2 separate regions of the Homo sapiens genome follow, and region 1 is linked to region 2. A link is an interaction called in ENCODE POLR2A ChIA-PET data of the cell type or tissue named here. Cell type or tissue: B cell. All regions are shown on one strand.

Region 1 (2,500 bases), 61 kb after region 2:
CATGGTTGTTGGCAGGCCTTGGTTCCTTGCCATATGGGCCTCTACACTGGGCTATACTGGACATGATGATTGGTTTCCCCTAGAACAAGTGGTCCAAGAGAGCGCAAGAGAGAGTGCCTAAGATAGATACCTCCATCTTTTTATCATCTAATCTTGGAATTGATAGGCCATCACTTCTTCTATATTGTGTTTGTTAGTAAGTCCAGCCCATCCTCAAGGTGAGGGAATTACATAAGGGCATGAACACTAGGAGGGCAAGGACCGCTAGGGATCATCTTAAAGGATGCCTCTGAGATTGCCCAAGGGCCATGCTCTGGGGAACAATCACTTCTAGGTTCTGTGGCCTTTTAGTTTTTCTTTGACTTCCTTTGCTTATGACCTAGAGTCTTGTGGAGTCTTTTTATACTCCCTTTTATGTTGTGTCTCTTGGTTCATGCATTACTTCATTGCTTTGACATGACCTATCCTTTTTTCCTTCTCCCCGGACTCCTGGGCTCCAATTAGAAACTAGCTTTTTATCCTAGGCTGCAGTCCTGCCTACCAACTTTTTTTGTTTCATACCTTCTATTCTGGAGCCCATTGTACAGCCACTGACTTTGGAGCCTTTACTACTCCAACTTGGCTTCTGAGAGTTAGATTTGTAGATGGCATTGAATTGGGACTCACAATGACAGATGAAAAACTTCATTCTGACTTTTTAGGCCATTGGTGTTAGGTGCTAGGACTGAAATCCTAGTATGTGAAAGCTGGAAGGGGTTTTAGAGACCATCTCTCCCAAACTTCTTATTTACATATCAGAAGAACAAACTTACCCAAGGTTTTGGTAAGCCAGGGCTAGAATATAATTTTCTCTGATTCTCATTCATATGTTGTTCTCACTCTGTTGTGGAGCCTGTCTACCCTAATGGAGCCTGTTTGGGTTGTTAGGAGGTCTGGGACCTACACAGAGGAGAACCAGGAAGCAGTTCACAATATTATATTATGTTCACCGAAATTGGTCTGGGTACAATTAGGGATATACAAAGTCAAATGTCAAGTGCTGCTTCTTTGGACCTATCCAGCTAGAAAGCTTTTTTATTAGGCACAGAAAAAGAAGCCCAGCAATATCTGTTTCCTATGGTGCCTAATATATGCACCCTATACCACTCTCTTGACAATATCTGTTCAGAGCAATGAGGAATCTGTTTGCTGGGATGTACAGTATAGGCATCTGAAGGAGACAGGTCAGAGCCTTATGTTGTATGTCTCACCACTGAGCTGTTCAGCTGGCTCCATTATGGATTTGGGGCCTCCACAGGCAGGGTAAATGTATTAAAAACTTTGTGGGGTTACTCGTGGCCACCTGGAAAGTGCCAAGGGGAGGTTCTCTGGGCATTGAGAATTTGACAACTTTGCCTGTGTTGATACAACTTGCTAGAGCAGGCAAGACTTGAAGAGGGATGGCTGTGGTCCTGTCATGTTTATCAGAGTGGAGCAGATTTCTTTTGTGTGAGAAGTCATGCAAGAAAAATCCGGAAATGAGCCAACAGCACTTAAACTTTTGTTTTCTGCTGGGGAGCATGGAATAGAGAAGGTGCAGGTTCTAAAATTTCTGTATGGGTGGTGGTTGCTTTCCTGACACAGAGTTCCAGCCCCAGACCACTTTACTCACTTCATCTCCCTCTGTTCCCCTTGCTGCATTCTTGGCAAGCCAAGCATTTTTCTTTGTTCTGATCTGCAGAACAAACTTTTATTTATACTGCTTCACTTTTGTTTTTACTTATGTCATTTAACTTCCTTCAGAATGTCTTTATTACCTGTCCTTCTTTATTTCTACTTCCAGTCCTCTATGAAGTCTTTCCTGACACTAATTCTAGCTGTGAGATACTGCTGACCTGTGAACAAACTCTGGTAGCACTTACTATCTGCAGTGCTCTCTGTGCACTTCACACCCTGCTTACGCCACAAGAGGCAGCTTGCTATGTCTTTTTTTTTTTTTTTTGTGACAGAGTCTTGCTCTGTCCCCTGGCTGGAGTGCAGTGGCGTAATCTTGGCTCACTGCAACTTCCGCCTCCTGGGTTCCGGTGATTCTCCTGCATCAGCCTCCTGAGTAGCTGGGATTACAGGTGCGTGCCACCATGCCCAGCTAATTTTTGTATATTTAGTAGAGACGGGGTTTCACCATGTTGATCAGGCTGGTCTTGAACTCCTGACCTTGCGATCCGCCTGCCTCGGCCTCTCAAGATATGTCTTTTACAGCAAGCCAGTACCTAAGAGCACTGGGCATTGGTTTGAGTTCTTGGTGACAGTATGACAGTGTGATCCAAACTGTCAAATGACAGTTTCCTCACTTGAAAAATGGAGTTATCAGCACCATAAGAGAGGGTAAAGAAAGAAAGAAAAGAAAAGTAAAAAAGAAATTAAAACTGTGCTTTATTTATTATTATTATTATTTTTGAATATTTCCTTGTCTCTTAAGGGCAAGAGCCATGTCTGGTTTGTTGGCTGTAGTACATATCCT
Region 2 (2,500 bases):
GTTTTTTTGAGATGGAGTCTCACTCTGTCACCCAGGCTGGAGTGCAGCGGTGCAGTCTCGGCTCACTGCAACCTCCGCCTCCTGGGTTCAAGCAATTCTCGTTCCTCAGCCTCCCAAGTAGCTGGGATTACAGGCTTCCACCACCACACCAGGCTAATTTTTATATTTTTGGTAGAGATGAGGTTTCACCATGTGGGCCAGGCTGGTCTCAAGCTCCTGACATTAAATGTTCCACCTGCCTTGGCCTCCCAAAGTGTTGGGATTATGGGCCTGAGCCACCGTGCCCAGCCAATACTTTGGCTTTTAACCAGAACATTTAGTCTAATGCATTTAACGAATTTACTGCTATATATATATATATTTTTTTTTTTGAGACACAGTCTCATTGTGTCGCCCAGGCTGGAGTGCAGTGGTGCGATCATGACTCACTGCAGCCTCTGCCTCCCAGGTTCAAGTGATTCTCGTGCCTCAGCCTTCCTAGTAGCTGGGACTTCAGGCGCGTGCCACCACGCCTGGCTAATTTTTGCATTTTTAGTAGAAAGAAGATTTTATCATGTTGGCCAGACTCGACTCAAACTCCAGACCTCAGGCGATCCGCCTGCCTCAGCCTACCAAAGTGCTGGGATTACAGGCATGAGCCACCATGCCCAGCCCATTTTTCCCACTATACTAGTTTGAAAGTTAAATTCTCTTTTCCTATTAGTATTATTTTAGTGATCTCCCTAGAAATTACCACATGCATTCTTAACTTACCAAAGTGTCATGCTCATAAATACCTTTACGGAAGGATAGAGTTTCCTGAGATGGAGGCAGGAAGAGAGAACATTCCAAGCTAGATGAACAGGGAAGCAAGCAGATGAACAGGGGAAGATTTAATTGCTATCTGAGTCAGAGTGAGGCTAGAGCAAGATGAGTGAGCTGGGGGTGGGTGGTTTAAAGCCATCCAGGAAGGATGTCTTGGTCATGAAAAAGATCTTTGAGAAGAACAAGAATAACTCCTCCTCAACCCAGGAAGGACACTGATTTTCCTGAGGCTTCCCAGGAGGCAGTGGCAGAGCTTGGTCTAAAGCTGGATGTCTTTAGCAGTCTATGTCCCTGCCTCTATACCTACCCCAGCCATGCTCACTGTGTCCCCTTTCTAGCAATTCCTCAATCTCTGCTTACCTGTCTAAATACTGCCCATTCTTCAAAACCCAGTTCCATTAAATCAACCCAACAAATATTTTCTTTTTATTTTTGTATTTTGTATTTTTATTTTTAATTTGTATTTATTTATTTTTTTGAGGTGGAGTCTCGCTCTCTCACCCAGGCTGGAGTGCAGTGGCGCAATGTTGGCTCACTGCAACCTCCGCCTCCTGGGTTCAAGCAATTCTCCTGCTTTAGCCTCCCAAGTAGCTGGGATTACAGGCGCCCGCCACCAGGCCTGGCTAATTTTTGTATTTTTAGTAGAGATGTGGTTTTGTCACGTTGGCCAGACTGGTCTCGAACTCGTGACCTCAGGTGATCTGCTCACATCAGCCTTCCAAAGTGCTGGGATTACAGGCGTGAGCCACCGCACCCGGCCCAAGAACTCTTTTTATTTCTTTTATCTTCCCTCACATAAATCAAGGTAGGCGAGGTCTTTCAAACTGATAGTGAAATAAAGAGATTTCAGAAAGGGTCGGTGACAGCCAAGGTCAGACAATACAAAAAAAGTTCAGGACGAGTTCACACTGTGGCTGACATGTCTAATCATAATGACCATCATGTACTGAGTACCTCCCACATGGCTGGCACACTGCTACATTACCTCTAATACAACAACCCTATGATGTGGATATTCTTTTTTTTTTTTTTTTTTTTGAGACTGGGTCTTGCTCTGTCACTCAGGCTGTTGTGGAGTGGTATGATCTCAGTTGACTGCAACCTCTGCCTCCAGGGTTCAAGCAATCCTCCCACCTCAGCCTCCTGAGTAGCTGGGAATACAAGTGTGTGCCACCACACCCAGCTAGTTTTCTGTATTTTTTGGTACAGATGCTGTTGCCATGTTGCCTAGGCTGGTCTTGAACTCCTGGGCTCAAGTGATCCTCCTGCCTTGGCCTCCCAAAGTGCTGGGATTACAGGTGTAAGCCACCACACCCAGTGTGGATATTCCTAAATCAATTTTACAGGCTGGGCACGGTGGCTCATGCCTGTAATCCCAGCACTTTGGGAGGCCAAGGAAGGAGGATCGCTTGAGCCTAGGAGTTCAAGACCAGCCTGGGCAAGACAGTGAGACCTTTTTTTTTTGAGACACGGTCTTGCTCTGTCTTCAGGCTGGAGTGCAGTGGCGCGATCTCGGCTCACTGCAACCTCTGCCTCCCAGGTTCAGGTGATTCTCCTGCCTCAGCCTCCCAAGTAGCTGGGACTACAGGTGCGCGCCATCACGCCTAGCTAATTTTTGTATTTTTAGTAGAGACAGGGTTTCACCATGTTGGCTAGGATTGTCTCGATCTCTTGACCTTGTGATCCGCCCACCTTG

The links. Peaks named below come from ENCODE experiments on the same cell type or tissue, not always from the same donor. Only the 100,000 strongest peaks of a DNase experiment are listed, where the experiment ranks them.
Region 1: POLR2A ChIA-PET joins it to region 2 with 6 read pairs; 16 of 35 experiments call an interaction of 5 or more read pairs at or near these places.

The regions. Positions count from the first base shown.
Region 1 is chr11:3,864,465-3,866,964 of GRCh38, forward strand. All of the region lies in intron 1 of STIM1 (stromal interaction molecule 1), which reads left to right. Among named protein-coding and RNA genes, the nearest start is that of MIR4687, 9.7 kb to the left of the region's middle. In B cell, no CTCF peak of the experiment used is centred here; a DNase peak (open chromatin) is centred at 1,467; H3K4me3 peaks cover 1,211 bases; H3K27ac peaks cover 2,263 bases.
Region 2 is chr11:3,803,438-3,805,937 of GRCh38, forward strand. It overlaps a transcript of PGAP2 not described here. Among named protein-coding and RNA genes, the nearest start is that of PGAP2, 3.9 kb to the right of the region's middle. In B cell, no CTCF peak of the experiment used is centred here; no DNase peak of the experiment used is centred here.